Linked DNA regions of Homo sapiens: region 1 is linked to region 2. The links are chromatin contacts, found by POLR2A ChIA-PET in ENCODE. All regions are on one chromosome and are shown on one strand. The core of a region is the stretch at or near the end of the contact, and the rest is flanking DNA. Distances in the headings are between cores, read along the strand shown. Region 1 holds the start of GCC2-AS1 (GCC2 antisense RNA 1). Region 2 holds the start of SULT1C3 (sulfotransferase family 1C member 3).

Region 1 (6,583 bases), core at 1,488-3,987, 290 kb before region 2:
CCTGCCAATTGCACACTCTTGGACATTTATCCCAGAAAAGGAAAAGTTACATTCACATAAAACTTAGACAGGCTGAGCACAGTGGCTCTAAAATTCCAGCACTTTGGGAGGCTGAGGTGGGTGGACTGCTGGAACCCAGGAGTTTGGGACCCCCAGACTAGCCTGGACAACATGGCGAAACCCTGTTTCTACCAAAAAAATACAAAAATTATCCAGGCATGGTGGCGTGTGTCTGTAGTCCCAGCTACTTGGGGGACTGAGGTGGAAGGATTGCTTCAGCCTGGGAGGTCTAGGGTGCAGTAAGTCATGATCATGCTACTGCATTCCACTCCAGTCTGGGTGACTAAGCAAGACACTGTCTCAAAAACAACAACAAACACCTGTCTATTTGTTCGTAGTAGCTTTCTTAATAGCCCAAAACTAACAGCCTGAATGTCCTTCAAACATGTGAACAGTTAAACTGCTGTACATCCATACCATGGAGCACTACTGAGCAACAAAAAGGAACAAACTATGACATGCACAACAAATAGCGTATGATTCCACTTACATGAGATATGAGGTACCAGCAGTAGTCAAAGTCATAGACAGAAATTAAAATGATGGCTGCCAGGGACTGGCGGGAGGAGGGGAATGGAGAATTATTGTTTAATAGGTACAGAGTTTCAGTTTTGTAAGATAAAGATTTCTGGACATGTATGATGGTTACGGATGCACAATAATTTGAATGAACTTATTACTCTCCCTCCAAAAAGTAAATTACTAATGGTAAATTCAGGATGGGAAGGGGATAGGATGCGGAGAGACACTGGACCAGAGAGGTTTGAAGGTCTTAAAAGGAAACTATTATCTCCTTTATTACACTACATATCCGTTATTCTTAATATCTCACAAATACTTTAAATTTTATATCAACTTACTAGTCAATACTTTTTTTTAAGGAAAAAAGTCCATGATGAAGGAGTACAAATTATTGTTATCAAATCTTGAGCTTTGACTCTTTTTTGTTACTTGTGACCAAATGGCAGGCGTGCACTTCTGTAATAGAGCGATGAGCTGAATTAACTTGCTTGTGTCATGAAATACCATTTTTACGGGAAAGAACAACTGACAAACTAGGGTTATTTAAACCTGTATTGCCGGACACTTCCTTGAAACTGAACAAAGTGAGTCTGTCACTTTGAGGAAAACAATTGACAATATTTTGCTCCCAATGATAAAAAGCAAGCTTTCAACCGAAAATGAGAATTTTGGAAAACTTGTAAACACCACCTTGTATCTGACGGCTTTTAACATAAAGACTTTCCTAATGAAATCAATAGCGATGGTAACGAATGTTATTCGGCGCTATTAATGAAATGCGTCAGCTTGAGATCTGCCAAACTCAGTGAGCCAATATCTTCCAAACGACAAATATATGGTGTTACAATGGGTAACAGCTGCATTCAAACTGCAAGACAGACCAAGGAATTTTAACGTAACTGTGTGCAAAGGCCACTGACAGGAGCTTTAGCTGCATTCAAACTGCAAGACAGACCAAGGAATTTTAACGAAACTGTGTGAAAAGTCCGCTGACAGTAGCTTCAGATTCCACGTCCAAACCAGCCTTTGAGAAACTTCCACTTACGTAGTTTTGGTGTAGTAATAAAGAATACCCATAATTATCTGAAACAGCTATTAAGACAGTACTCACTTTTCCAACTACACATCTGTGTAAGATCAGATTTTCTTCATATAAAAACATACCGCAACAGACTGAACTGCAAAGGAGATGGGAGAACGTAGTTGTCTCTACTAAGTCAGACAACTCAAGAGATTCGCAAACTGTAAAGGACGCCAGTCGTCCCACGAACTCTTTTGTTTTAGCAAAACCCTATGTTGCATAAAAATGTGGTATGTACGTTAACATACCACGGATTTATTCAATGAGTTAATAGTAACTTCAGTGTCTCGGTTTTCCTTTCTAGTACAGTCTATGGAGATAGCCACCATTCCAGGTCCTCTAGTCCCAAGAGGGGTCCTGAGACCAAGACGTCTGCGACCCGCTGATCCCTACTGCTAGAAGATAAATGATTAGCTCGGCAAATACTGATTTGTCTTATGGAACTCTCGGAGCAGCGGGGCGGCGTCAGCGCCTGTGCCACCGCGGACACCCGGGAGTGAACAGCAGCCGTCTCCTCCGCGGGCCCGGACGCAGCCACGCCGCCACCCGAGCGCTGGGGGTCGGGGCTCCGGCCGACCGGGGGAGGCCGCGGGGAAAGCCCGGCCGCCCGCCCGCGCCAGGCCCGGCCCGGCCCGGCCCGAAGGCCCGCCGGGAGCTGCGGGGCGGACGTGGCGGGGGCCGCGCGGTGCGGCCCGTACCTGTGGGTCATCCCGGCCGCCACGCCCAGCATCTCTCCGCTTTCGGCCGCCGCCGTCTCTCAGCCCCTCGTCTCCCGGCGCCGCTCCAGCCGCGTCCTAGTCCCTCGCCGCCGCGGCCGGCTACTGGCGGGCCCGGAGCAGGAAGGGGAGGAAGGCCAGGGGCCGGCCGCGCGGGGGCGCGGGAGGGGGGGGAAGGCGAGGCGGGCCGCGCGGGAAGGCGGGGGAGGGGCGGGAGCGGCTGGGCAAGGAGGGGCGGGGACTGGCGGGGCGGGCGCCGAAGGGCGCGGACTGGAGAGGTAGGCGCGGGGGGGCGGGGCGTTGCGGGGCGGGGCGCGCATCAGACCCCGCCCCAACCCGTGGCTCGGGCCCGCCCCCATTTCAGCACCCCAGGCTAGTCTGGGAGGCTGGCGCAAACGCAGCGGGTGGCTGGGGTAGGGGCTCATTGGGAGCCCACGGAGCGCGGCGGCGGCTCGGGGGCCGAGTTCCCTACAACAAGGATGGCGGTGACGGGCGCAGGGAGCGGGGCCCGGCTCTCCTTGCCTCGAGGCTCCTCTGATTCCACTCGCGTGGCTGCGCGGCCCTGGCAGCGGCCTTCGTCCCGGGGGTGGGAGCTACACAGGGTTCCGCCCCGTCCTGGCGAGGACGCCTGAGGGGGCTCTGTGGTAAGGCTCTGTCGGGCAGGCCGGGCTTCCGGGAGGACCTGGTCTGGATCGGTCACCGCTGGGTGCCTGAGCTCCGCATGGAGCCTGCAGCCTTTGTTTAACTTGTGAGTTAAGAAAAGTTAACCTTTCTTGGAGAGTTTCCAGTCTTGCCTCTGCATCCTGTTCTTCCTTGCTAGCTCTCATTTTCTTCACCCATTCCGTCTATCAAAACCTGAAATTTTGGGGCCGGCGCAGTGGCTCACGCCTGTAATCCCAGCACTTTGGGAGGCTGAGGCAGGCGGATCACCTGAGGTCAGGAGTTCGAGACCAGCCTGACCAACATGGAGAAACCCCGTCTCTACTAAAAATACAAAATTAGCCGGGCGTGGTGGTGGCACATGCCTGTAATCCCAGCTACTCGAGAGGCTGAGGCAGGAGAATCGCTTGAACTTGGGAGGCGGAGCTTGTGGTGAGCTGGGAGATCGCGCCACTGCACTCCAGCCTAGGTAACAGGCTCCGTCCCAAAAAAAAAAAAAAAAAAAAGTGAAATCTCCAAAGGATTTAATAGATTTAATAGATAAGACAAGTTATTCATCCTGGGCATAAATGATCTCTCTCAGGATACCTGATTCTGTAACTATAGCTACTCTCTAGTAATAGAATGAAAACTTTGGTCTCCTGCCAGTCGAGGCATGTCGGAGGAAAACACTGGATCTATTTGATGTCCTCACATGAAAGTAAATTCCAAACAAAGCAAATAGTTAAATGTTCAAAAAACAAAAAAAAAAAAAAAAAAAAAGAGAGAGGTTATGAAAATACCAGAAGAAAACAAGGGAAAAAAACAAAAGTAAGGTTGGAGTGGTGAGAGACTTTTCAAAGAGCATATAAACCATAAAATTAAAAATTGATAAATGTAGGCCGGGCACGGTGACTCACGCGTGTAATCCCAGCACTTGGAGAGGCTGAGGTGAGTGGATCACCTGAGGTCAGGAGTTTGAGACCAGCCTGACCAACATGGTGAAACCCCGTCTCTAATAAAAATACAAAAATTTCACCGGTTGTGGTGGCGGGGTTCCTGTAATCCCAGCTACTTGGGAGGCTGAGGCAGGAGAATTACTTGAACCTGGGAGACAGAGGTTGCAGTGAGCCGAGATCGCGCCATTGCAGTCCAGCCTGGGCGACAGAGCAAGACTCTGTCTCTAAATAAATAAATAAAAATTGATAAATGTAACTACATAGAAATCTAAATTTTCTGCATAGCAAATAAATATAACAAACCCCAACCAAGAAAAATATTTGTAAAATGTATGACAAAAAGTTCTAAATTATTAAAAAAGTTCTAATTATTAAAAAAATCAGTACAAAAATGTTCAACTCAGAGAAAAACAGGTTTCTACAGAAAAATACAAATGATTTCTTAAAGTATCATAAAACAAAAATAAAATACAATTTTTCACAAATGCAAAGATGAAAAGTTTGACTATATATTGTTTTGATGAGGATATAGGGAAACCCTTTTTTCCTCCCCTAGAGGAGGCCTCTCTATGTTACCCACACTGGTCTTGAACTCTTGGACTTCAACTATCCTTTTGAATAGCAGGGTTTACGAGTGCACGTCAGCATGCCTGGCTAATTTATTGTTGATAGGAGTATAAATCCATACACGCTTTGTAAAGAACAAGTGGGCAATAGCTATCAATGTAAAATTCAGCTCTTCTTTGACCCAAGATATTCATATTTTGGAATTTATCTTACAAATGTATTCTTATATGTACACCAAAAGAATGTACAAATTTGGGCATGGTGGCTCACACCTGTAATCCCAGCACTTTTGGAGGTCGAAGCAGGAGGATCCCTTGAGGTTAGGAGTCCAAGACCAGCCTGGGAAGAAAAGGGAGACCCCCCTGCCTTGTCTCTACAAAAAAAAAAAATTAAAAATTAGCTGGGCATGGTGGCGTGCACCTGTAGTTCCAGCCAGCTATAATTGCACCACTGCACTGCAGCCTGGGTGACAGAGTGAGACCCCGATTCAAAAAAAAAAAAAAAAGAAAAAAGAAAGAACAAATTTTAAAGGTCCCTAGGCAACTATCTGTACACTAAATGACATCACTGAAATTTACTTTAAAATGTAGGGGTGGGGAATGTGGGTTGATAACTTGAAACTACCTCATAAATACATTACATTCTTTATATTAGCTTGTCTACTTTAGTGTATATGTGAACATTTCTGTAATAAAAAAGTTTTTTAAAATTGAAAATGGCCGCGCGGTGGCTCAGGCCTGTAATTCCAGCACTCTGGGAGGCCAAGGCAGACAGATCATGAGGTCAGGAGATTGAGACCGTCCTGGCTAACACGGTGAAACCCCGTCTCTACTAAAAAAAAAAAAAAAAAAATGCTGGGCATGATGGTGTGCGCCTGTAGTCCCAGCTACTTGGGAGGCTGAGGCAGGAGAATGGCGTGAATCCAGGAGGCGGAACTTGCAATGAGCCTGTAGCAGGATGAGCCGCAGACAAAACTCCTCAGACTCCGAGTTGAAGGAAGGGGTTTATCTGGCCGGGGGCATCAGCAAGTCTCCTGTCTCAAGGGCCAAGCACCCCGAGTGAGCAATTCCTGTCCTTTTTAAGGGCTCACAACTCTAAGGGGGTGTACGTGAGAGGGTCGTGATCGATTGAGCAAGCAGGGGGTACGTGAGTGGAGGCTGCATGCACCAGTAATTAGACCGGAACAAAACAGGATAGGGATTTTCACAGTGCTTTTCTATACAGTGTCTGTAATCTATAGATAACATAACTGATTAGGTCAGAGGTCGATCTTTAACTACCAGGCCTAGGGTGTGGGGCCGGGCTGTCTGCTTGTGGATTTCATTTCTGCCTTTTAGTTTTTACTTTTTCTTTCTTTAGAGGCAGAAATTGGGCATAAGACAATATGAGGGGTGGTCTCCTGCCTTATTCCTCCCCTTTGAGACTCTCACTCAATAGTAGGAGTTTTCACTTTCATTTTCTTATCTATGTCTTCCTGCAAGACAGATCGATAGTGATTCATTCATATAGTACACTTCTGCTGAAGCATTTTGGTGAACTAAGGTAGCGATGAAACTTTTTATCATTTGAAGAAGTACAGGTAGCAAACAAGGGAGCAGTAAGCAGGTTCCTATTACTATTATAACTTTTATTATAAGAGTTTTAAATCTTCGTAGTGCTGGGAACCATTTTCTAAACATGGCCTCAGGATCAAATCCATGCCACACTTGTACGGGCACATGTGTCAATTTTGTTATATCTGTAACTATGTCTTCAACTACTTGCCCTTGATTATCTATGTATAGGCAGTAATTAGTATGGTTAAATTTCCTACAGACCTCACCTTCAGCTGCTAGCAAGTAGTCGAGAGCTAATCTATTTCGATAGATAGCATTTCTCATCTGAGTTTATTGCCGGGCCAGAAGAGTCAAGGCTCTGCCAGTTTTATTAGTGGTTATTTTTAAGACAGCTTGTAACCGTATGATTCAGTTGATCATGCAAATGGGGGTCTGGTATCCTCACGAGCCGTCTTGTGCCTAAGTAGCAGGCCTATAATATTG
Region 2 (6,467 bases), core at 2,269-4,768:
CTAATTTTTTGTATTTTTAGTAGAGACAGGGTTTCACCGTGTTAGCCAGGGTGGTCTCGATCTCCTGACCTCGTGATCCACCTGCCTCGGCCTCCTAAAGTGCTGGGATTACAGGTGTGAGCCACCGCGCCCGGCCCTGGAAACATATCTTAAGAAGGAGCTGTTACCATCTTTGTTTTAAAGTATAAACTGTAAACCAGGTTCCTCCCAAAGTTGGTGAAGCCTGTCCCCAGGGATGGGCAAGGACAGCTCGGGCGCTGGAAACAAAATGGAGCTGTTTGGGTCAGATGTCTTTCACTGTCTCAGTTACAATTTTGCAATGATAGTTTCAAAAGCTGCTTACCCTCCTTTGAAAATGCCTTGCACACTCACGGTTAAATCATAACCTAATTAAGGCTCATTGGTTTCACCTGTAAGGTTACTTTTTGTAAAATTGAAAAGTCAAAAATCTTAACTGCTTGGCATGGCTAAAGTCGAGTAAAAAGGGATTTAAAAGGATTTTCTTAAAGAGTGCTCAGCTTAATTAAAAATGGATATTCAAGTTATAGGTATATTTAAAAGTTTTTCTGGAAAAAGCCTTTTTTCCTCTCAGTCGACTGAATTATTTTTCTCTATTTTTTGTCTTACCACTCCTAATGCATGCATGAGAGGCCCAAAGATAACTTCTGGTAGCATGGGACTCCTTGGGAAAAACAGAGGAGGTGCCACAGACCCTGTTTTGGGAAAATAAAAAGCCCTCTGTTTTTCCCACGAAGCCCCCAAAATTAAAAGTAGATAGTTTCCTCTCAAAATCAAAGACTCTGTTCTGTTATGTATTGTGTTATATACTGTTTATGTTTTGGGGGTTTCACATTACTTCACATTATGAGAGAGATTTGCTGTTTAATAACCAGGTAGAAAATACACTGTAAGGGACGGCTAGGAGTAGTAATAAATCAGAGAAGCATGCTCTTGGCCACCTGAAAGGTATGAAAACATCCCCACCCTCCACTAAAAAATAAGACTTCTATGGGGGGATGGGCTAATTGCCTTCAGCTGTGTCTGCTTATTAGGCACTAAAAAATGCATGGTACCTGACCCTGCTCCTCCAAGGGCTCCACCCTAAAGCCAGTAATCCAATTAAAAAACTGGCAAATGAAAAATCTTAACAAGTGCTGAATCTTCTGTCTGTGCTGCTATATATGTTTTGTGTGTAATGTCTGCAAAAAGAGCTCTAATTGATTGGCTTAAAGAAAAATAATTGCTTAAATCAAATACGTTTTTAGTTCACATGGCTTTAAGAATTAAAAATACTCTTAAGAATTATTGGTAGAATACAAGTGTCGTCAAAATGCAAATAGGTGGTCTGAATCATATAACTTAGATACCAGGGTTGCTAAATGTTCCCAGGTTGTATATTGCCTGCTTTACAGATAAGTAAGGCCTGGGACACATGGAGTTAGATACTGAAAAGTCAAACTTTATTTGCGTTTCTGTCTGGGTCCTAGGATCCACACCTGGTATATAATTAAAATCGCTTACTAACCAGGTTTTCCAGTGATTTTTTTTTTTTTTTTTTTGAGATGGAGTCTCACTTTGTCACCCAGGCTGGAGTGCAGTGGCGCCATCTCTACTCACTCCAAGCTCCACCTCCCAGGCTCATGCCATTCTCCTGCCTCAGCCTCCTGAGTAGCTGGGACTACAGGCACCCGCCATCATGCCCAGCTTATTTTTTGTATTTTTACTAGAGGCGGAGTTTCACCATGTTAGCCAGGATGCTCTCAATCTCCTGACCTCATGACCCACCCACCTGGGCCTCCCAAAGTGCTGGGATTACAGGCATGAGCCACCACGACCTGTCCCAGTCATGTTTTTAACTGTAACTATCCGGGAAATTTTGTCATTCACAGACAATTGTTTTCTTGCTTTGTTCCTTAAATATCAAGCAAGACAAGAGTTAACTAAGTGGACTGCACCCAAAAAGTTAAAGCAAGCTTTTAAACTTTTGCTTGGAATATTGCTGATGCTTGTTTTATTTTGTATCATCAAGTAAACTTATTTTTAACTATTTATGGCTTTTAATAATTGAGTAAGGTACATATTGTGAACCAAATTTGGAGCATGTTTATTTTTCTCTGCCTGGTTCCTCTAGAATTAGGAGACTATCTATGAGTACTCTTAACTTACGGCAATATAGTTGTTTGCATCAGTGTGACAATAATCCATTTTTCTTTGTCAACAGGACACAATTGGAAAAACTGGTTATTTTACATATGCTTTGACTGAAAGGGTGTGTTTCCCTTTGAGGAATCAAGCGTGACACGCAGAGCCAATAAAGCCTCTTGGGGAGAGCTGGCCTCATACCTTGTCTACACAGTGTGGCACAGGGTTCCTAACCTCTGGTCAGTCAGGAATGTCACTTTCTAACAGGTCTGGGAACTAACTCCATGTTGATCTTGGGAACTCAAGAGAAAGACTCACACAACTCATGGAGGATACGAACCATGGCTGGGCTCGGCTTTAAATGTCTTATCTGAAATTCCTTGTGGAACAGTTTCTTCAAAGCCAATCCAAAAGGCATATGTAGATGTAACCATTCTTGCTGCACATTATGCAAATAATCAGGCCAAGTATAAGACTATAGTGTATTCTACCCACAGCACACATGGTCTTATCATAATTTGTTTTTACCAAAAATGAGTACTGGAGAGAGAAATTGTGTTCCAAATGTTATCATATATTTGTCATTAAATTCTAGTCTCTTTCATTGTTTTGAAGCTTTTTGCCTACATTTTAGACGAACCCTGCTTATTCCTGTGAATCAAGTGGTATCTCCTACAGCTTGGAAGAAACAAAAAGGGATGGGTAATGTAAAAATCTGAATCAATATGCTAGTTCTGGGCAATGATCCTGCAAATTCTGCCAGGTAATAAAAGTAAGTAGGGTGCCCACCCATAATCTGGAGGTTTCTTTGTTTGGGAAAATAAAACTAAGAAAGTTCACAGACCCCCAAAGGGAAATTCTATATCTTGGTAAGTAAAATTTTAGATGGAAATTATCTACTGCACCACACTTATGGGAATTGCTATATTCACTCTACTATTTGCAATAGGGTTACAGGTATTTAAAGATCAAATCAAAATTATTGAATGCATTTAGCATCTCATTCTTTCAGACCATCAGGGAAAGATATCTAAATAGAGTTAGACTTCTGCTTCAGTGTTACCTCAGGACCCAATACCATCTGAAGATGCATGAGGCATTCAGTTCACGACTTACCTGAGTTTTATTTGGAGCTGCAAAGTCTAAAGGCTCCAAAGCTATTTTTTATATGATTAACAAGGGTTGAATATCCCGACCCTTTTCCAGGGCCTGGTGGTCGTCAGACACTAGGATGAGAGTCTCTAAGAGGGTGAGGCTTACCTGGTATCTCAGGCAGCAGAGGAAGCAGCTTGCTGCCTTTAGTCAAACTGCTTCCTGGAAACCCAGAGCCAGGTCCAGCTCCAGGACACTGTGCAAGCAAGAGCACAGCAGGTGAGGATGGTGCTGACTGTCCAGAGCTTATAAACCTGGGAGGATGGGTGGGGTGGGTGTGTCAGCCTGGGGTAAGGCTGATGCCAGGGCAGGACTTTGCACCTGCTGCTGTGTTCTGCCTCCACTGGATCCTGATGTACTCCCCAAGGTACAAATCTAGTCCTGGCTTGGCTCTCTGCAGATACCACAAAGTTGAGGGTCGCTGCTCCCTTTTTGATACCAGCTACTCAGAATGTAAATGAACAGGTCCAACATGAGGGAATACAAACCAATAATTCATTAATTATCCCAGGGAGCCCATATTTATACTGAAGGTCTTCCCAGACCAGCTCTCAGGACAGGAACTTGCACAATTATTTCATCCTGTTCCCTTTGACCCTGTAGAAAATATATTCTATTGCCTCTTTACTGAATCCGTAGTTAAAATTGGTGTAGAAGAAAGTTCATTTTAGGAAACCACAAGGCCTGTAATAAAACCATGAAACCTCCATGTCCCCCTCTGTGTGTGTGTGTGTGTGTGTGTGTGTGTGTGTGTGTGTGTGTATTTCAGGGCAAGAATGTCGGGGTTAGTGGATGCAGTGGGACACACTGTGGTTGTCAGTGGGTGTGGGCAGGGGAGAACAGTCTCCAGAGCTTCTGATCTTGCACTCCTCACCTGGTGCTTAGTAAAATTTCCATCTGTTGAGATGATCTAATTATTGATTTTACTCTTTTTATTATACATAGTAACACTCAGTATACTGGAGTTAAGTAAATATTGTACAGAGTTCATTGTTAAAATTCCATATATTTACATTGTCTGTCCTCTGTTTTGCAAGACTCCCAGAGACCATTCCTAATCTTCAATTTCAGTTATACTTTTGAGACAAAGTCATTGCTTTTTAATCTCTTTCTGAACTTTTGTTCCTGATGATTGAGCACTAAAACACAGAGCCTTAGGGCATGACTTTGAAGCCATATGGCTGTGTTCTCCATTATCTGGCAACCTGGTTTTAGGAATCATGTGACGTGAATTATGTAGAGCATCAGAACAGTGCCCAGGACAAAGGATGTCCGGCACGTGGTGGTTCATATCATCATTACACTTGGCTGCTGAGCTGATGTCTTGCAGAAAACCTAAATGAGGTCTGTTTGTGAAAACTCCTGGTGGAGGAGGAGGACTAAAATGCTCCCTTTATAGTTTCCATTACATATGCATGATATAGAATGTTCTCACTGTGAAACATGACCATTCCTGCTACAGACCTTCTTTAAGGGGTGAACATATCAAAACAGGAAAAATGTGAGTGTGAAAAGAGGTTCTGTTGATTACATTGACTGTCAAGGTAAGAAGTGGGAGTTTTCCAGCTAAAAGGACAGTCCCCGTCCAATTGGATCATTTGGTCACACTGTCATGACAGACCTGAAGCCAATAACAATTTTGATAATTGTCCTAGGGGCTGGTGTAGGAAGAACTGGGAGGTTTTCTTGGATAGAGTCCCCTTGCCTAAACAGATGCTGTAATTGTCACAAAACCATCTCTGCATGCTTGTTGTTTTGTGCTGTCTCTGGTCTCCTTTTGGAGGGAAGAACTGCATGTGTTAAGATCCAAGGGCAGAGAACCTGGTCTACTTGCATCTCTTTGTCTCTCCCTGTGGTTTCTTTTCACTGCACATATTTGACAATTTGATCCCCTGTCTATGTGGTATCTTTTGTTAGGTCTTAGTCAATTTTAGCTTTTTTCCATTTTAACAACTTCAAAAGGCTTAGAATTGTACCTGAGGTTTCCACCTTGCCAGAATTTCTAGTTTAGGGCCCACTATTTATCTTTTTCTTTTTATGAAAAAAAAAAAAATCTTTTTTTTGAGATTGAGTCTTGCTCTGTTGCTCAGACTGAAGTGCAGTGGTGCGATTTTGGCCCACTGCAGCCTCTACCTCCTGGGGTCAAGTGATTCTCCTGCCTCAGCCTCCCGAATACCTGGGACTACAGGCACATGCCACCACACCTGGCTAATTATTGTATTTGTAGTAGAGATGGAGTTTCATCATATTGGCGAGGCTGGTCTCAAATTCCTGAGCTTGTGATCCACCCACCTTGGCCTCCCAATGTGTTGGGATTACAGGCATGAGCCACTGCCCCCAGCCCCACTATTTATCTTTATATCAATATAACCAGGATCAGCATGTTGTCTTTCCCTGAAAAAATTATTATTTTCTCAATTTCTCCACATCCCGTAAGCATTTCTGGCCTCTTCTCTTTTAATTCTGATCTTAATGTGAATGCATCTACAGATTCCTGTATGCTGCTTGCTATATGATTTTGTTTGAGACTCTTATTAGGTAAATCTAATCCAAAACAGAAATGAAAGTCTTAATATAAAAAAAAGTAAATCTTTACCACTTTTGGACACAAAATCTTTTTATTACTATGAGGCTTGGCAGAACTTATTAATAAAATATAAAATTTCCATGTAGTAAAGAAAAAATATTCTTCTATATTAGTTTTGATAATCAAAAAACAAATATTTGGAACATACATAAATAAGTATCCATGATATATAAAAATATTTTATAAACCAAAAATATAAACTAAGAAAATAATCAGTGAATATGCATGTAAGCAATTCACAGAAAAGGAAAACCTGATGTCCAAATAACATATGGGAAGATGTCCAATAGCATGAGTTTTCAAGGAAATGAAAATGTTAAAAATGTGAATTCTTTTAAATTATTTTAGTTGGAAAAATTGACACACTTCTATAACTGCCAGGTATTGGTGAACATCTTGTTGCGGGAATGAAGGAGGACCAGAGAGATGACAGGATGAAAGAGGAGGATTTTACTGAGAACACTCAGAGCCAGTCGATTAACATCCAAAAACTGGCCCCAGAACAAAGACAGCACTTGACTTTTATACACACTTCTGAAAGAGTGTAGGCTAGCTTTAAAGAAGTTTACAATGGCGTGAAGTGTAG

What was found. ChIA-PET counts read pairs that join two places held with the same protein, here RNA polymerase II (POLR2A).
Region 1: POLR2A ChIA-PET joins it to region 2 with 10 read pairs in WTC11. The contact joins the promoter of GCC2-AS1 here to the promoter of SULT1C3 in region 2. POLR2A ChIA-PET finds 5 or more read pairs at or near these places in 2 of 52 experiments (B cell and WTC11).

What each region holds. Positions count from the first base shown.
Region 1 is chr2:108,530,373-108,536,955 of GRCh38, reverse strand. GCC2-AS1 (GCC2 antisense RNA 1) reads left to right here and starts at 2,737. Exons shown (of 3, transcript NR_135290.1): 1 at 2,737-3,127. It overlaps LIMS1 (LIM zinc finger domain containing 1), which reads right to left and starts at 2,486. Exons shown (of 10, transcript NM_001193483.3): 1 at 2,362-2,486. The coding sequence starts at 2,393. RefSeq lists silencers at 2,241-2,840, 3,329-3,623.
Region 2 is chr2:108,237,019-108,243,485 of GRCh38, reverse strand. SULT1C3 (sulfotransferase family 1C member 3) reads right to left here and starts at 3,518. Exons shown (of 8, transcript NM_001320878.2): 1 at 3,403-3,518.